Linked DNA regions of Mus musculus: region 2 is linked to region 1. The links are chromatin loops, found by intact Hi-C in ENCODE. Cell type or tissue: gastrocnemius. All regions are shown on one strand. Each heading gives the region's core, and the rest is flanking DNA. Links, peaks and the distances in the headings are about the cores only.

The links. Peaks named below come from ENCODE experiments on the same cell type or tissue, not always from the same donor. Only the 100,000 strongest peaks of a DNase experiment are listed, where the experiment ranks them.
Region 2: a loop joins it to region 1, with 2.5 times the contacts of the local background. A loop is called at or near these places in 2 of 42 quality-filtered maps.

The regions. Positions count from the first base shown.
Region 1 is chr6:88,103,023-88,112,964 of GRCm38, reverse strand. It overlaps Rpn1 (ribophorin I), which reads right to left. Exons shown (of 10, transcript NM_133933.4): 10 at 7,661-9,600. The coding sequence ends at 9,418. It overlaps Mir6376 (microRNA 6376), which reads left to right and starts at 8,707; the gene lies at 8,707-8,837. In gastrocnemius, for the core only: a CTCF peak has its summit at 6,822; DNase peaks (open chromatin) are centred at 6,019, 6,249 and 6,752; H3K4me3 peaks cover 887 bases; H3K27ac peaks cover 1,274 bases.
Region 2 is chr6:87,999,790-88,009,832 of GRCm38, reverse strand. It overlaps Rab7 (RAB7, member RAS oncogene family), which reads left to right. Exons shown (of 6, transcript NM_009005.3): 4 at 4,622-4,840; 5 at 5,534-5,662; 6 at 9,303-10,043. The coding sequence ends at 9,398. It overlaps Gm34872 (a long non-coding RNA gene), which reads right to left and starts at 4,825. Exons shown (of 2, transcript XR_003956332.1): 1 at 4,546-4,825; 2 at 1-1,511. In gastrocnemius, for the core only: no CTCF peak of the experiment used is centred there; no DNase peak of the experiment used is centred there.

The DNA of each region.
Region 1 (9,942 bases), core at 1,943-9,942:
TAGAGGACCCCAGTCCTCTGCTGGGGGCTGGAGGACACCAGTGCTCTGTGAGCTGCCAGGCTGCATCTTCTTATCATTAGCACTGTAGTGTGTTCCTGTTACCCAGCTGGGACTGCCACCACCAAAGGAGCCACCCCACTGGCAGACTCATTTCAGGCTCACACCACTCTAAGGAACAAACATTATTGCATTTTAAAGATGGAAACAAAGTTCCTAGCGGTTGGATGACTTTGCCAAGGCTACAGGTCCCGGAAGACAGCTGCAGCATCCCACCTAACCCAACCCTACCTTTCTATTTGCTTCCTAGTGAGGGTTTATTTTCCAAACCTTTGTAAATAGCCCCCACACCCACCTTTAAGAAAGCTTGGCAGCCAGACATGCTAGCGAGTGCCCTTAATGCCACAGGGGTTGGGTTAGGGAAGATGGCAAAGGTTTGAGGCCATCTCTGTTTGAGGCCGGCCTGCTCTGTAAGAGTTTCGGGCCAAGCTGGGAGGTGGTGACATCTACCTTTAGGGAGACAGAGGCAAGAGGATCTTTGAGTTTGAGGCCAACCAAGTCTACAGAGCAAGTTCCAGGACAGCCAGGGATTCACTGAGAAATCTTGTCTCAAAAAACAAACAGCAAATAGAGTTCCAGGCCAGCCAGGGCTGCAAAATGAGATCCTGTCTAGCACTGATTGATTGATTGATTGACTAATATGGAGAGAAAACAGTGAAAACCAGACATGGCATTACACACCTGTAATCTCAAAACTTGGGAGGTGGAGGCAGGAGAATCAGCAGTTCAAGGTCATCTTCAACGACATCTTGAATACAAGGCTCACCTGTGATACATGAGACTGTCTCAGAGAGAGGGGTGAGGGAGGAAAACTGTGTAAAGCTCAAATGCAGCAAAAATCCAAGAAAGTGACCCATGACGGTGAGAGACCGGTCAGTGGAGAGCACACAGTCTAGACGCAGCTCTGTGTCCTTAAAGAGATTTATGTCACCCACGAACAATCACTGCCCTGCGCCCCAGGAACAGCCCTGCATGACTTCTAGCTCCCGTTCATTCTCTTCAATCCAGGAGTCAGGGAGGATGCAAAAGAGGGAAGGGGGCCGGGCGTGGTGGCGCACGCCTTTGATCCCAGCACTCGGGAGGCAGAGGCAGGCGGATTTCTGAGTTCGAGGCCAGCCTGGTCTACAAAGTGAGCTCCAGGACAGCCAGGGCTATATAGAGAAACCCTGTCTCGAAAGACCAAAAAAAAAAAAAAAAAAAAAAAAAAAAGAGGGAAGGGGTCCCTCCGCCGGGGACTGGGAGGTGGACAAGAGGGAAGCCAGAGAGGTGTTCTTACCTGGTCACACGCGTCACGGGTGAATGATGAACTGCCTGCATTTGCTGCATTTGCTCTGAGTATTCCAACGTAACAAAGGCTACATTTTTTTTTCTTTTTACAAAATAAAAATTTAATGTCTTGATAAATATTCTTAAGAAATAGACTGTGTGATGTTTTAAACCTTTCTAAACCTTTTGGATATCCTTTCAAAGGACAATTGTTAACATTTTAAGCACTTTTGACTAAAATTCCTCACATAAAGGAATATAAACTGCAAATGCTAAAAGACACTGCACTGCTTAGAAGGTTTGCTCGCTCCTTTATACAAGTATTTGACACATACAATACCAAACAGGGCATCGCTTCCCTTTCCTTTCAGAAAAATCATGAGTTTTCACTGGTTAAAACCAACTTAAAATTATTTATACACGAGGGGAAATGAATGTAAATACAAAAATCTATAAATGTCAATGAACTCTCATATTGAAAACCTACTCAGGTACAGCTGTTTATAAGACTCTGAGACAAGACCCCACAGCCAAGCACCCTCTCCCTGATGGGGGTAGCAAGAGTCCTCCCAGAACATGAGGTGCTGGCACAGGAATCTTGAACTTCCACCATGTAGAATCCTGGGAAATCAGTGCCACTGTAGTAAGCCACCCAGCCAACTGTTATAAAGACAAGGAAAACCTCGAAGACGCCCTGGGAAGACACTTATCACCCGCAGGCACTCACACAGGGGTGGGTGGATTCCGAGCCTCGGTGGATGTTGGAAGATACAGCAAGGGGAGGGAAGAGTGCACAGGAACAGGGAAAACAAAGGACCCGGCCAAGGCTCCACTCACTTACACCCCAGGTCTTCCATGCAGGACCCAGCTGAGCCATTGGGGCGGAGGTCCTCATGTCGCCTCACAAGCTCACAGTGTGGCTTCAGCTCAATATTGAGGTGATGGAACCTTTGAGGCAGAGTGGGGTAGGAAACGAGTGTTATATGGAGACTCGGTTCCAGGTTCTTATGAAGAGAGACCACCACTACCCCTGCATGTCCTGTGTTATTTTTATTACCATTACATTTGTTGTTTATAGGCCATGGTCCACACAAAGCGATCAGCTTGGGGGAATCCATTCTTTGCTTCCATGTGTGAGCCCCAGGGATCCAACTCGGGTTTGGCAACGGATGCCTTTACCAAAGAGCCACCTCAGTGACCCTGCACTTCCCTTACCTGTTTCTCTGCCACACTATGTCTTTGCCGGGGCCACCAACCAGAAAGATGGTTACATACTGCTTTTGATGGGTTATCCAGACACCAGAGTTGGGAGCCAAGTAAACCTCTTTGCTCTAGAAAGCTGCCTCCCTTGGGGAAATTGTTAGAAGACAAGGGACTGAGGCCAGGTCCCTGTGGATTGTGACCTCTATGTGCACAAGTGGACAGTGTCCTCTGAGTCACAGGTGGCCACACTGGAGCAGGCATCTGCCATTCCCAAACCCTTAGCAATTCTAAAATCCCACCATGAATACACACAAATCCTCACCACTGTGTCTAAGTGCAATGTCTACTTCGATGATGTCACATGCCTGTCACCCTCACAATACCAGTATTGGTTGGACTTCTGTCTGATGGGGAAATGAGGGAAGAAACTACTTGCTTCACAGTCACCCTCTTCTTACTGCCCCAGGCTGCCTTCCTCCCCCTAGTCCATCCACAAGGAAAAAGGAACACAGGCACATGGGCGCCTACTCACATATGCTTGCCCGGACACATAGATCACAGACCACTTCTCTGGAGCCAGCCCTTCCCCTCTCCTCGGCCAGGCTCTACTGCATCCTGCCCCTCTATAGTGTTCTCCGCCGGCCTCTCTAGACAAATATTGGAGCCCACAGAGCCCTCCTGAACTGCCCCCTCTGCTTCTGGATCAACTGCAAGTGAAAAGTCTGGACTCCTGGGAAGGCTGTGGGAGCTTATGCAGGAACACTGTGCCTTTCCTAGCTGCAGTTCCTCATTTGTATGCACCTACCCTGACCCGCCTTCTCCATCCAGGCCTAAGTGCTGGTGCAAGGTCCTACCCAGCAAGCCCCCCTGCTTGCCATGTAGGGAGTTATAGCTTCAACCTGACAAAAAATGTGCTCACACCTAGCCCTTGTGTGCTCCATGTGTGTTCTGACTTGGTTCAGGAGTTTCTATAGCAATCAAAGGCTCTGAGGACGGGGATGCCGGCCCTCTGTACTCACTTCCCAGGGCCAAGAACAACATCCAGAGCTAAACAAGTGCCCAACAAAGGCCCATCTATCGGTGGACGTGCATGTTTACCTATGTATATATACGCTGCACATGACAATGTGCCTTGGTGAAGGTAGTGTCTTGTGTACATCCAAACTTTGGAATGGCTGTGAGCCTGCCATTGGCTATATGCCTCACATACCCACAGAAGACAAAGAGGTACCTAGGCGCCTGTGTCAAAAGCTCTTACACGTCTGTCTGAACATTGTGAGATGTTCCAGGTAGAGCCCAAAGCACAGAACTGCACCCCACCATTCCTGACAAGGCAGCAAGGAAACCCACCGTACCCCTCAGTCTCACCTGCCTCACCAACCCTGGGAAGACACAGGCCCTGGGACAGAGAACAAGCCGCTGCAGCTATCCTCCGCTCAGGCTGCCCCAGACTCTCTGTCACCACCCATTGTAACCAACGCTCTTGGGCATCGGTGCTCCAAAGCCCTCAGATATCCGTCACAGTACAGTAAGGCTTGAATCACTGCAAGTGGACATAGATACTGTGAAAGACGTGACCGGGTATATTGTGAATGGGTCTGGTCTGAAGATGGGCAACCATCCTTGGCAGAGGAAAGGAGGCAGGTAGGCAGAGAGGGTGAAAGAGAGAGAGAGAGGTCTGCTCCAGGCTGTGCACGTGCTGGCTACAGAGTTTGTGGGCCAGGTCTGGGGGACTGGCATCTTGGCTGATACCTCCACTTGCTGTCAGAACCAGATGCATGCAAACTGATAAAGCACTTAATGGTGTCACTCAGTAGAGTTTCCGGGCTGCTGCCCCTGCTGATTTGGAGGACAGACCCCCTGCGCTTCAGGGGTCTGTGCTGGGGCTCACCAACCCTTTCAGGCCTTCTGTCATTCAATCCCTGTCCCCTGATGAAAATGCAAGACTGAAAGGACAGCAAACACAATTCTCCGATGGGCAGATGGCCCCAAGGGGCTGTCAGGTAGAGTCGGAACCTTTAGCAGAGGCTAGAAGAGCTGGTTGCAGGAGTTGGGCTCTGAAGAGGAAGCTGGGAACTAAGAGGAAGAGGACATGCTGGGTCAGTCAATTGCAAGGCAGGAGGTTCTGCAGTCACCAGAGGCTGGGATGGATGTGTGGGAGAGGGGGCAGGAAGAAGGACAGTAGGCGGTAGGGACAAACTCTGCTCATCACACCACCCTGTCATTTCCGACATAGTAGTCTCTGTCACAACCTGAAATGATTCACCCTGTAGTATCTGGTTCCTCTCCAAGTCACGGGAGGCTGTGTCCTACTTGGTGCCTGAGACAGTGCCTGATACAAAACAAAGATTTTTTTTTTTTTGGAGTAAAACTAACATTCTGCCTCTGTTTCAACTACTAAAGAGTGGAGAGCAGGAGAATGCAGCCACAGTCCACTTCAGAGACTAATGCCAAAGCTGTAGTGGGGGTGGGGGTGGGATGCTGGGTTAGCCTAGGATGCTGGTTGGCAGTGTCCTTTCAAAATCCCACCCACCCTGCTCTTTTGACTCTTCTCATTGGCTCCTTCTCTCCTGGCTCTAACACCTCTCCCTCCCTATCACTCCCTCCCCCCACCTCCCATCAGCATTTCAACAGACTCCAGTTCTTGCCATAGTCATGTGTGTACGCTCCCAAATTCATGTTAGCCTAATCCCTAATGGAGTGAGTGAGTGTGTGTGCGTGCGTGCGTGCATGCGTGTGATGATGATAATGATTAGCTCATGGAAGAACAACCTTCATCAATGAGATGAGTGACCTGATAAGGTCTCTGAGGTTCCTCTTTCCTTCTCCAGCATGAGGGACTTGGTGAAAAGCCCACCCAATAACCAAGAGGAGTCTCACCGCACCCAAATGCCCACACCTCCCTTCAGGATTCTCTAGACGTAGGATGGTAAAGCCCTGTTGATAAGCCACCCAGGCAGCTTTTCATGATAGTGGCTAAAGCCAACTAAGACACTGATTTTTAAGGGAATCCTGGATTCTTCATTAAGAGTGGAAGCCAAAAGAAGGGGAACCTTGCCTTCTCCCTGGCTTCATCACCACATGAAAATGGAACCTCAGAATTCTCTCCAAGTTGTGCACTGTCTTTTCCCATTTGAGTACTAACCTTTTAAGGCTCCCTAGTTTAGGTCTAGACCAGCCATAGGTCACGTGTAAACTGAGGCAAGAGGCTAGGAGGACACAGTCAAGGGCATGGATGGGGGTGGGGTTGTAGGGGAAGGGGTGTGTGTTGTGGGGAGGCAGGGACCAGGTGGGGCCAGAGGCTGTCTTGATGCTCTCACCTCCCCAGCCTGGTGATAGGTAGGTGAACTGTACAGCCTCTGCCCAGCCTCAGGAGTCCATCTTCAACATGGCGGCAGCTTGGTCTCAGTGCAGGTCTGCAGAAGGCTCTGGTGCACTGGGCGCTTCCTGTCCCAGCCTGCGGCCCCCAACCGCTGGCAGCGCGGTTTCCGGCAGGGCTGCGGCCGGGGCCTGCACTATCAGCTCGGCACCAGACACCCGGTCAGGATACTTGTGGTGAAACTGTGAGGGCTACTGGGCCTTTGGGGTTTTCTCCATGTCAGCCTCCAAGACAAATGGAGGCAGCTCAGAACCCGCAGACCTTCCCTGGCCTGTACTGTGCTCTGAGCCAAGACAGGGCTGACCAGGGATGGGCCCACCTGCCATGTGGCCTTGGGACACATGGGCTAAGGCAGTGGGCTGGTTTTAGAGCCATCTGCCATGTCTGGATCCAAAGTGAGGCTGTGCATCACTCAAGGGTTCAAAACCTGGTGAGATGTGAGACCAGGTCTCCTCCGCTCCTCAGGGACTTCCAAGAGAGGCATCAAGGCTTTTCTTGCTACTGGAGGAACTAAAGTGCAGGCTAGCACGGGGCTGTAATGGCCTGAGGTTCTGGGTACCAGAGCAGCAAGAATGGAGACAAGGAGACAGTAGAAAACATGATGCACTGTTCCAGCCCAGGGATGCCAGAGCGCCACCGCTAGGCCACCAGCAAAACCATGTCCTTTGCCTTCGACTTCCTGAAGCAGGACTTCGTGAATCTCAGGCGCGGTAATACTGGAACCGGGACATATAGTGGATCCACCTTCTTTAGGGAAGGCAGGGAAAGAACCAGGCCTTTAAACCAGGAGGGGCGCACGCATGCGCGGCGGCGTCCGAAGCCAGCCACCAACTGCGCTTGCGCATCTCATTATTGGTGCCTGCCTCTCCTTGGCTTTTGAGGTGGCGCCAGTGTGCTACCACGGCCCGTTCCCTCTTTAGGCCACCAGGGGACGACTGGAGCACGCGCAAAAAGAGATTTGGCGTGGATGTTTCTTTCTGAATACTCCAGCAAACAGAAAAAAAGAGGCCTGGGCTTCTATGGGGCCGGGCGCTGAGCTGGGCACCCGCACCACAGGCAGTTCACGAAGCGAGCATCACCTTGTGAACATTAGCTGGAGCCTCAGCCCTTCGTAAGACCCACTCTAGAGCACGTAGCTGTTTGGGCAGTCCCTTAACCCACTGTCAACCAAGCTCCATCTTAAAGAAAGTCTTATGTAAGGCCAGGGAGGCAAGACTTGATTTCACTACCCATAGGTCTCCTGATCTTACCACACACACACCCTCCCCACCCCCTTTTTGTTGTCCCTGAGACTGGATCTCATTAAGTAGCTAAGACTTACCTTGAAGGCCTTATGCACCATCATCCCCCACCTCCCAGGCGCTGAGAGTAGCAGTCCTGCGACAGCCACCACACCCAGTCCTCCAAATTTCATAGCAGATCTCTGTACCCAACTCAACAGCAGATGACTGGCCTGGCCCACTCCTAAATCCCAGGTATTGCTGGTCTCCTGCTTTGACCCCTGCGCAGTTTGCAGTGTTCCATGATAGCTCTTGCCTGTCTTTTAGCACATTTCTCTTGCCTTCCCAACACTAGTCCTGGTCTCTTCTCTCCCTGCTAAGTTATTTGCCTACTCTAGTGGCAACTAATTCTCATGAGGCCTAACACAGCCTTGGGAATCTGTTGCTGTTGAGAGTCTCTGTCTTGATTTTGTTTCAGTGACTTCTGCTCAGTACCATATGATGGACATATTTCTTCTAACAAGCATACATTTTTGTATATTCATCTCGTTTATTCATTCTTGAATAAAGTGAGCTCAGCGTTGGCTTGCAGATATTAAAAAGTATTGATTTCCATTCAATAAATGCTTTCTTAAAGAGAGAGTCTCTCCACATTGCTCTGATCTCAAATTTCTTTGTTCAGTGATCCTCAGCCTTCTAAGTAGCAGACCATATCCTGCCACGAATGCCCTAGGTGTCTTCTAATTCTACATTCTTCATGGGCACACCTACCCACCACAATCTCCATCCCATTTCCCTAACCAACTTTGTGCTGGATAAACCACATGACATCCCCAACCACATATCTCCTTGTCAGGTTCTGGGCTGTCTGTGGACATCCTATTTGGAGCTCTCAGGCGTCTCATGATTGGTATCAGAAACCAGTCCACCCGTTTCTCAAAACTGGCCCATAGTTCTCTGTTCTCAGTGGATGGTACAAACACATCAGACAGCGCCACCAACCTAAGATGTACATAAGCCAGACAGGCAGCCCGTAGCCATCTATTAGTGTTAGCCAGAAGGTGAGCTTCTATCTGTCTGCTGGCCCAGGTCACGTTACAACAGTCACCTAAGATGTGCAGGAGGTGCACGAGAGCCTGACTCAGTCAGGTGACAGCTTCCTGACCTCTGTATGTTACTTGAAGGAGCAAACAGGCAGATGCTTCCTAGCACGTTCTCAACCACCCAACACCAACCCCCACATCTGGGTATCATCTTTGACCTGGATTACAATATGCTCCTGGCTTTCTCATACCAAACTCTGGCTGTGTTTTCAACCAAAACAGCCCTGGCCCAGTGCTCAGTCTGCCCTGATATAAAGTAAGCCAGAGCCTTAGAGACCTATGAAGCTATCTTGTTCTGGACTTGCACCTCTGCAGCCCTGTCATAACCTGTAATATCCACTCTAGTACAGGCCCTCTGTGGGTCCTCAAGCACCAGGGCCCTTCACACACACTGCCCACTGCCTGGAACACTGGCCTGCACGGTTCTTAAGGCTCAGCTCTGGACTCCCCTCCCCTCAAACACACACCCACCCAGACTTAGCCCAGTGTTCTCCAGTCCATGACTTCCTCACAGTGTGGCCAATTGGAGATTATGAACCATGACTGCTCGCCCATCACAGTTTCTAATGCTCAGCACGTGTGGCACAGATTTAAGGAATACAAAGGCTCACTCCACCCCTGTTGTGTGGCCTCCGGACCTTACTGGGCCTCTCGAGACTTGTATCAGTGTTCTGACACTTGCCTTGCACACACAACAAGAAAACCCATCTTGATAAAAGCAATATCCCCAAACTTCAGAATTACATGAGAGATTTTTCAGTACAGCAAAAGCAAATGTTCACAGTCCCTCCTTTATTTTCATTTGGTCATACACACTTTTAAAAAACCATGCATACGCTCACAAAAGACCCAAACATTAGAAATCAGAAGACCATAAAACAGGACTTGAAGACAGAAAAATCCCCAGCTGTCAAAACAGAAACCACCCATCAACTGCTGAAACGCCTGTGCTCAAAACACAGCCAAGTTTGTCTTTTAAACAGAATTTTTTGTCTAGGTTTTTGCTTTTTTAAAAAAAAGGGAACCATTCAGAAATAAGGGACAAGCTTCCCGCAGTGCCACGGATAGGCCACTGCCACGGACAGGCCTCAGTGGTGTCTTGAGGCCTTGGGCTAACCACAACCTCCTCTTTCTACCTATCCAATGCCACTGGAAGTCTAGGCACCTGGGCCTGCTCTGGAGCCAGGAGCTACAGAGCATCCAGGATGTGGTCGATCTTGGTGACCAGCTCCTGGCGTTTTCCTGAGCTGAGCTTCTCGTTTTCCAGGTACGTATCCTTCTTGAGCTTGCCAGCCACCAGCCTCTCTGCTTCTACCGCCGACTTCAGGACCAGCTCCTTGACCTGGGCGTCCAGCTTCTGCATCTCACTCACCTGGCAGAGACAAGAACAGGACAGGGTTTGGGAGCCGTCCCCTCACCCCACTCAACAGCCCCACTGCCCCCCTCCCCCCAGGCCTACATATCCAAAGTGACACAAGAAGATTCAAAAACTCAGCAAAAGTAGCGCCTATGGAAGAGAGCTGGCAAGTAGGAAAACTGCCCAGGTCAAAACAGTGGCCTCATCATTTACATGGCACATTCTTTTCAAATGACAAGCAAGATAAAGCCACGGAACCCCAGCATCGCGCCTGGGCACAGCGGGCTCCCTAAGTGTCTTCTCTTTACTGGGGCCAGACATCTGTTAGGACCAGACCACTTCTGCTGTCCCAAGTGC
Region 2 (10,043 bases), core at 1,412-9,411, 100 kb after region 1:
AGGAGACAAACAGGCAAGCGCTGTAAGGTAAGAACTCTGAATTGGCTCACAGTTTAGGATGGGGGTAATGTGAGTCGGCCTTGCCTAGCACATATGCACATACATTGGAAGATACTCAAAATACCTGAGTGAAAGTTAAGACACCAAATTTGGGGAAAGGACATTTCTGGAACAAAGAGGGAAGTGAAATTGTGATAGGCTCAGAGGGTTGGGATGGGATGATTTTTAAGTTTTAACTTTGGAAGGAGTAGAGATGTAAGCTTCTACTCACGTGTGGAGTCAGAACTGAGAGACACCCTCTTCTCGCCACTCCATCCCCAGCAGACACACACTGTACACCACATGTCCAGTCCCCACAAAGAATGTAAAAGCAGGACAGGGAGACAGGCCAAATATGTGGCAAGACTTCTGGGACTCAGAGGTTTGAGATTGCCCCATTGTCTCCCTGTCCACATGTGTGGTGGTTCCTGTGGTGTGTTTAGGGAACGGAGAACTTGGAATTGAACCTACAGTCTCTTAAGTGCTCTGCTGTTGGGCTTTGTCCCCAGACCTTTTCAAATGAGTGTCTTGAGACAAGGTGTCATTTTGATACGAACTTGAACTTGCAAATCTCTTGTTTCAGCCTCCCCAGGAGCTAAAATTAAAGGTTTGTGCACCTAGATTCAACTTGATGTGTGTAGAATGTAAGTTTATACTCTTCAAAGAATAGGGACCTCTATCTTAAAGAATTTAACAGAAACACATGCCCTTAATGACAAAAGTAAGATTTCTCTGTAGGACACTTACAATTGGAGTGAGAGGATATATGTTCCTGGCCATTTGAGGAAATCATGTCCCAGGTCATCTTCATAGTGACTACCGTTTCTTAAAACAGGAATAGAAACCAAAATGGAAAAAGTGCTATAAAAAATGAGGATATGGAAAATTTAGAACTTAAAAAAACTGGGGAATGCAAAAACACCAAAATAAGTGAAAGGCACCGTTAAACTCTAGAAGTGTGGGTAAGCTGCAGGGTTTGGGCAGGGGTTCGGAAGGCCTGGCTAGGTGTAGTGGCGCATGCCAATAACCCCAGCATTTGGGAGGCAGAGGCAGGTAGACCTTTACCAGTTCTGTGGACCTCTATGAGGCCAGGCTGGTCTACACAGGAAAATATATTCAGAGCTACATAGTAAGACAGTGTTTTGGAAAAACAACAAAACAAATTAAACAAAAAGGAACTCAAGACTGTAGGAAGCCAAATGCTAGGCCCAAGAGCCCCCAGAAAGAATGTGTGACTTGAAGGAAGGGCAGTGAGGCTGGTGTTCTTTCCAGCAGTAGGAAAACAGGTGCTGATAAAACACAGGAGTTGCACAGACCTGCACCATCTGCGCCCAGCCCAGGATTGAGAGCCACACTCACTGCTGCAGTGTATCCCACAGATAGCGTCAAATGAGCCACACTGGAGACCCAAGCACAGAAGAGTCCAGGAGAGAGCAGGATGAGGTAGCCACTTCTGAATGATGGTGCAGAGTCTGGAGTGAGCCCGCAGAGTCAAGAGTTTTTGCAGGTTGTAGTAAAAGATAAGAAAAGGAATACATCACACAGAAGAACCCAGTGGTGACCTTCTTGGTCTTTGAGAGTGCTTTTTGTACTTACAAAGGAGCCAGGTCGCTTTCACTGCTAGTTTAGGCTCATCCATGACAATTGATTTATTTTTACAGGTGAGGGTTTACTCTATATAGCCCAGGCTACTCTCAAACTCTTGCAATTGTTTTACCTGTGTCTTCCCAAGTGCTAGGAATACCAGCAGGAATTGTCAGACCCAGTTAACATATTAGAACTCCTCCCCTCTTTAGGGGATGGGCAGTGTTAGGGCCTTAGCCTAGAGCCTCCTACAAGACTAGGTGTTCTACCACAGACCTCTGACTCCAGCTCTGTACATTGGTTTTAATTTAAAACAAACAAACAAAAAAACCAAAACAAAAAAAACCCTTACATCTGCAGAGAACAAATAGGCAATATAGATTTGGGGAGAAAAGAATTAAGTTTCTAGAACTTGGGAAATTTCACTTATTAGTAGATTGGACATAGCAGAGAGGATGTGCAAAAAAGAAACAGAAAAGAAAGCTGGGTGAGGCCACACCCACTCGTTTTTCCCATGTCTTTACACATGCCCAGCGAGTGATTTCCATTGAGCTGTATATAAAAGAATTTGGCTCCTACACTAAGGAGACCAGGATTGGCGTTGCACATTGTCAGGTCCAGTGGAGTAGTGATGGCTGTTTTACCATTCACGTTTCTGATACTGTTGAGGAAAAGCTACAAGTCAGTGTGCAGTGCTGGGCACAGCTGGGTAGGTGTGCATGGACACTCCAGGCTTTGTAAGCCATCATAGTGAAGCCGTGGAGTAGCGTAGATACACAGAAGGCCCACAGGATAGGACAGGACACGGGCGACAGGGGCCTTGCTGGGAACTCTAAGGGACACAGGTTGTACTTGACTGGACCAAGACCTTCAAGTGGAGCAGCCAGAAGGTTCAGGACCCGAGGTAAAAAATGCACAAAGTAAAAACGTGCACATGGAAAGTAGAGGAGTGAGAACAAGTCCTACAGGTGAAGCTAGTCTGAGAATACTTAACCTACCCCAAATGGCATCACTCTCCATTCAGTAGTCCCTGAACAAGGGTGTGTGCTCACAGGAAGCTGGTGGTCAGAAAATAGAGAACAAAAAATGGCAGGTCACAGACAAACCTTAATAGCCAGAAGCCAGGTTTCAGGGAATTGGAGTCATGTGGAGGTGGAGGTAGGCAGGCAGGCACTGTGCTCTCCTGCAATGTGGCCATGTCTCCCAGCATAGCTTATGTTTCCACTCCCCGATCCCGCATCCATAACAATATGATAATGGCAATCACAACCTGTGGCCTAAGAGAAATGGAGTCGAGAATGTCTGGAGGCTGATGGAGACCTCAGGAGATGAGTGAGCATGGCAAGAGCAGACTCTAAGCAGGCAGGCTTCAGCAGGATAGCTCCTTTAACCGGGGGTAGGAAGGGGGAGTCCTATTCCTGCCCATCTCAGGACGAGATTTCTGGGGTTGGACATGCCTTAACCCTACTCTTGCTCTGGACCAGCTCTTCCCAGTCCCACTGCTCCAGTCCCAGTTTCTGTTTCTAATGGTTTAAACCTCATCTTAACTTTTGGCATGAGGAGAGAAGTGTAAGAATAATTATTGCAGTCCTGCATGTAGGATGAATGGCCAGGAAATAAAGTACAACATAAGGCAGTGAGATACAGCAAGTTTGGATATGAACAAAGGTGAGTTGCAAGAGACTTATAGCAGAGCACTATTGGTGTAAGAAGTTTTCTTCAGGCACCATTTACTTCTGGAGAGTTCAGAACACATGTCACTGAGGTGGTGTTTCATGTGCTTATATGTATGTGTATGTGTGTGTATCTCTCTGCACCACATTCCTGCCTGGGGTGCCCAGGCAGCAGAAGGCATCTGAGCTCCTGGAATTTGAGATTATGAGCTGCTATGTGGATGCTGGGAACCAAACCCGCGTACTTAGAAGAGCAGTGGTGGTCTTAACTGCTGAGCCATCTCTCTGGCTATAGGTTTACTCTTTAAAAAATAATGAAATAAGCACAGTGGCAATATTATAACTTATCAGCTTATCATGCATGTTAGGTCCATCTGTAGCATCTGCCCAAATTATCAGTAATGGATAAATAAATATATGGATATAGAATATATGAATATGCTGGAGAGATGGCTCAGCAGTTAAGAGCATTGACTGCTCTTTCAGAGGTCCTGAGTTTAATTCCCAGCAACCACATGGTGGCTCACAGCCATCTGTATTGGGGAGTGCCCTGTTATGATGTGTCTGAAGACAGCTACAGTGTACTCATATACATTAAATAAATAATTCTTTAAAAAATATAGATGGATATAATTTTGGAAATAAAGAAGAAACTATTTCCTTTGGGGCTCTGTAGATGAGCAGTAGAGCTTGCTCAGAGCTTACAATGCCCTGGATTCCATTCCCACCACCAACTTCCAGAAAACTCTAGAAAGTTTAAAAGGACCGTTAGACATAGGGCTGTATTTTTGTTCTTGTTAATTAACAAATATGAATTATCCTTTTGTAAGTTTAAAGGGGAGGTAATTTTCAAAACTTGCTGGGACGACGACACAGTTTTCCTTCATTTTATGTCTGTTCTATGTCTTTGGATCCCATGTACCATCTGTCCCCAAGTTAAACATGGCGCAGTAGGACAGTGTCTGTGCTTAGCCACTGGGACTTACTGCTTGCTTCAACTCCAGATATTTTTATCAGGATTTTTGGTCAATTTCGGTTTTAAGTTATAAACAATGACCACTTTTTGATTAAAGAAATGACATTGTTAAAAATCTATAGATAAATATTAACTTTAGCCTATAATCCCAACACCCAGGAAGCTGGGGCAGAAGGATTACAAGTTTAAGACCTGCCTAGGCTACATACATCAGAAAATTCCCCCCAGAATCCATTAGTCTTGAAGCTGTAGCTTCGTGTTCTAGGTACATACCTGGGAGAAGAAAGGAGCCATGTCACTCCTACAAGCATCTCCTAAGGACCAGGTGTTTTGTGTTTGTGTCTTGCAGATCTGGGACACAGCCGGTCAAGAACGGTTCCAGTCTCTTGGTGTGGCCTTCTACAGAGGTGCAGATTGCTGTGTTCTGGTGTTTGATGTGACTGCCCCCAACACTTTCAAAACCCTCGACAGCTGGAGAGACGAGTTTCTCATCCAGGCCAGCCCCCGGGATCCCGAGAACTTCCCTTTTGTTGTGTTGGGAAACAAGATTGACCTGGAAAACAGACAAGTAAGCGCCGACTGCAGTTACGTCAGAGATAGGCCCCGCTCCTCTGGGACCTGAGAGTTCAGAGCGCTCTCTACCAGGCTCAGAATTACGTGGGAAAGAAGGTGCAGGTGGGCGTGCTTGTCGTCCCGCGGACCCCAGTGGTGTGGGGCAGCCTTTGTTCTCAGAGCCTTGGTTACCCTTCTGTAACTTAAAGGAAGGAACTGCTTTTCTCATTTTGGGGTAGAAGGAGGCTGTGGGCTTGAGTCAGGTTGCTCTGCCTTAACTCTGCACGGCACTTGTGTTGAAGCATAGCTTTGTTAATTATAGCTCAGCTTATTTCTGACATCTCTTTCCTTTTCCAGATTTTGTCTGTTGTTCCTTGGCTGGGGCTGGGGCAGGAAAGGTCTAAGGGGTGAACACTGCAAAGTGTGTCGCCTGCCGCTTCTAGATGAGAAGAACAGGGTTCATATCAGAGATGAGCTGGGGACCCCAGGATCTCTCTCCTTTGGCTAAGGGCCACGTGGTCTGGCTATGGACAGAGGTAGCTGCAGTTTGGGTCCCTCGTGTGGGCAGCAGAGTGAGCCGACCTGCAGGTCTATAGGCCACATTCTTCCTCCTTCCCAGATGTATTCTCACCAGCGTGTAATTTTCCTGATAGGAGGACTGAGTCATTTTCTGCTGTTCATGTCACTAGTGTCCTTCTCCCTCCCATAGGTGGCCACAAAGAGGGCACAGGCTTGGTGCTACAGCAAAAACAACATTCCTTACTTCGAGACCAGTGCCAAGGAGGCCATCAATGTGGAGCAGGCCTTCCAGACAATTGCTCGGAATGCCCTTAAACAGGTGGGTCTCAGGGCCCTCAAGCTGCATGATGCCCTCTGGTGAGGTCTCACGTTCTCTCCTAGATGCCTCTCCCCTACCTGCATCTGGGAAAAACTAACGTGCTTCTCTGGGTGGCTAGGTCATGACAGATTCTGCGTCAGCTCCTGTGAGGTCTACGGCTTTATTAGTCATCTGAAAGACGTGGGGCAGAGCTGGGGTATGGCTTGGTATAGCACACTTACTTAAGATACAGAGCATTTCAGGGCAGCCTGGTCCTTGAGCAGTGAGGTCCAGACACAGCAAAACCTCAGGAACAGAACAGGGACATCCTTGTGAAGGACGTGTGAACTTGTCCCTGGGTTGGTTGGTTTTCATGTGCATTTTAGCCAATCAGGCCACTTAGGGGTCTCTCATCAGATCCCTGATCTTTTTAATGAGATAAACTTGAATCATGTCCCAGCTGCTGTTGACACATTCGTGTCTGAGCTTGTGCGCCTCATACAGAACCAACGCCAGCTTCAGAGGGTGTGATTACCCAACAACTCAGTACCAGGAACTTGCTTTTCCTGGGAGTAGGTATGTACATGCACAAGTAAGAGATAAGAAAACAACATCAAGGAACCCAGAGCTCCCAGCTACCCTCGTCTGTGAGACAATAGCACTGTGAGCTAGGGCAGGATAGAAGCCTATAATTCCATCTATTGGAGAAGCCAAGTCAGGATGGCAAGTTCAAGGACAGCTTGGGCAACATAGTAGGGCTGGAGATAGATATATATATCAATACAGAGTTGTTTGCCTAGCATATGTAAGGTCCTGGTGTTTGTTACAGTTTGGGGGGAGGGAGGTTAAGTAAAAAAAGTGTAGGCTTGGGGTCCTCCAACCAGCAGGCTGTCGGTGCCAACTCTTAACTGCTGACGCTCAGTTGCCACCTTCAAAGCAGCGTCCCTTTGAGCCTCTCATTCTAGGCTCACTACTGTGAATGGCCAGCATGTTCTCAAGAGGTTTGTTGGACATCTTCGTGTTTCATCTTTTCTTTACTGGTGTCCTTTTGAATTCTCCCTACCAGGATACCTTTAGAATGGGGCCTTTTACTTCCGAGTCATCTATGGTCCTTATATACCAACATGTGGTCCTTTCTGAGGAGTCCTCGGGAGTGTGCCCAGAGTGATCATATGAACTCTTGGTGAACAGACATTACCTTCACCTACCCTCCAACACCTCCCCACCCCCCAGTTCTTTTATTTGATAGCCTTTGGTCATAGAAAAAAAAAGGCCATCTTAGCTGGGTGTGGTGGTATCTGCCTATAATTTCAGCACTTATAGAGAGGACAGCAAGTTCCAGGACAGCATAGACTACACAGAAAAAGACATGAGATGTGCTAGAGCATGCTATCATCCCAGCATTTGAGAGGTGGAGGCCGGAGGATCACAAGTTCAAGGCCAGTCTCAGCAACCATTCTGGGGTATAAAAGACCTAACAATAAAACGTCATCTCTGTGTCAGATACATTTTAAAGGATCCTTCTCCCTGCTTCCAGTGAATGTGAGTGCTGGGAAGCAGCCATTGTCCCCTTGAAGTGTGTCCTTTGTTTAAATCATTCATGTTTCTCTTCCAGCACGCACAAACTGCCCTGGCCATGGCTGGGTTCCTTTGTCTCAGTAGTTCTCAACCTTGCAAAGGCTGCAACCCATGAATACGGTTCCTCATGTGCTAGTGACCCCCCAACTCTTTATAACTGTAATTTTGCTAGTTAATACATTGTAATGTGAATGTCTGATATGTGACCCCCTAAGGTGGTCATGATTCACATGTTGAGAATCACAGCTGGACCATCTTTATTTCAGCATCTCTTAAGTTTTATGAATACACTGTCGCTGTCTTCAGACACACCAAGAAGAGGGTATCAGACCCCATTACAGATGGTTGTAAGCCACCATATGGTTGCTGGGAATTGAACTCGTGACCTCTTGAAGAGCAGTCAGTGCTCTTAACCACTGAGCCACCTCTCCAGCCCTTATTTCGACAACTAGGGTACATCCTGCCAACCTGTGGCTACCCTAACCCTCTCCCACCCAGGCCGACAGCTTGTTGAGTTTTTGGTTGGAATTGTACTGGTCTAGCCATAAAAAAATACCACAGATCAGACAGCTTATACAGAAAAGGTTTTATTTTGTTGTCACAGTTGTACAGTATGGGACTCTCCTGGCCTGTACATGGCTGTCTTGTCTTCTTGCTATGTCCACACAGGGCGGCATTGCTCAGAGAGCAGATGTGTTAACATGCCCTCTGGGTTGTCAGTTGGTAACAGATTGCTGTCCTGGCATGTGTGAGATCCTCCAATCCATCTCTACTACCACATAAATCTAGCATAGTAATACATGTCTTAGACTCCCAGCACTAGGTGGAGGCAGGAAGATTTAGGAGTTCAACTACATAGCAAGTTCAAGGCCAGCCTGGGATACATATGAGACCCTGTCTGAAAAGGAAAATTGAAGTCCTGTGAGAGCTGATGCCACAGATAACCTTGTCTAATCTGAAGACTGTAGGTACAAGTAGATACATGGGGGTAGGTGGGTGTGTGGGGGCTTCAACATACAAACTTGGGGTTGACACCCATTCTCTCCAAGGTTGTCACTCATATTCTTTGCTTTTTGTGTTAAATGTGTATATTAGTGTTGACATGAATATAAATTTATTGCTGTTTATAATAACCAAAAAGTCAGAACATTGCAGATGTTTACAAACTGGTGACTGTCTCAGTAAGTTGGTCCATGTACTCCAGACAGCACTCTGCCAACAGGAGCTCGGGGCAGGAGCAAGTCTGTAACACAGAGGTCAAAACAAATCCAAGGCCAGGCTGGGCTACAGAGTAAGGCCCTGGACTAACAATGAGAAGTGTGGCCCATTGGCAGGCAGAGGACTTGCCTAGCATGTGTGGAGCCCTGGCTTCCTCCTGCATTTGGAGGGAAGGAGAGAACATGACTGGTTGCTGGGGAATAAGCAGCTCACTCAGCACAGGGTTTCCTTTTGGGGTGATGAGCATTCTGACGTGATGGTGGCCCACACCGAAACCAATGTGTTACATGCACACTTGGGTGTTGGGCCCTAGTAAACCTCTTAACTGTATATTTTTTAGCTAGTGTGAATAAAATGAAAATAACACTGTTAGGAACCTTTTTCCCCTTCTTGGGTACAGTGCTGTGGTTGGGCCCTAGCGCTTGGTGTGTAGGCACTCAGTCACTCCTCAGGCGAAGACCCCAGTGACTCAAGTCCATGCAACGTGGGGGTGACGGCATCACGGTAGCTCTGCCCCTTCAGCTGCTATGTGGAAACAAAGGCTGGGAAGAACCAGCTCCCGGCCAGCAGCCCAGAAGATTGAGTGGGAGCAAGGCGAGCATCCCGAGACCATGGAGCCTTGAGCAGAGCCCTAGCCGACAGTTAAGAACTGGCAGTGACGTGAACCCTATGACAGAATGACAGAAATCCAGAACCTTAGCTGTGTGTGGTCCGCAGTGGTCAGAACTTGAGTTGGCACACTTCTGGCTGTGGCTGCTGCTGACACTCCTCACAAATTCTGCCACCCTTTCATATGGGTACACAGTCAGGATCTGTCCCTGTGACTCCAGTCATCAACCTCCCTCCCTCTCTCTCTCCTATCCAGGAAACAGAAGTGGAACTGTACAATGAATTCCCTGAACCCATCAAACTGGACAAGAATGACCGGGCCAAGGCCTCCGCAGAAAGCTGCAGTTGTTGAAGGGGCAGTGAGCACAGAGTCCTTCACAGACCAAGAACACACACGTAGGCCTTCAATATGCGTCCCTCCTCCTCCAAACAGACCAGAACGTGAGCTCTCACATCCAGCTGCCAAAAGAAACTCCACCGAACAGTTACCCAACACACACACATACACAAAACACACTCGTGCACACAAAAACACATACACACAACACACACACAGCAAGCAAACTCCAGCCTGTGCCTGTCAGGGCTCCTGGGGCAGCTGCCCGCCTCGTGGGCCCTGTGTATGGCAGGCATATGGCAGAGACCCTGGGTGCTCTGGGGTGCAGTGGGCATGGAAAGCTTACTCTTTTTGTCCACTGGAGAGTGAGAGAACTGTTCACAGTTCATCTGTGTCTAATTATCTGATTTTTTTTTTAACGGTCTTGTGGTCTTTTACCCCTCCCTCCTTGAAGGTCCTGTGGGAAGGCTGGTGCCCAGGCTCCGTTCTGAGCAGGCTGTTTTGTATGTATCTGTTAATGCTTGTTACTTTTAACTAATCAGATCTTTTTACAGTATCCATTTATTATGTAATGCTTCTTAGAAAAGAATCTTATAGTACATGTTAATATATGCAACCAATTAAAATGTATAAATTAGTGTAAGGAATTCCTGGATTGTG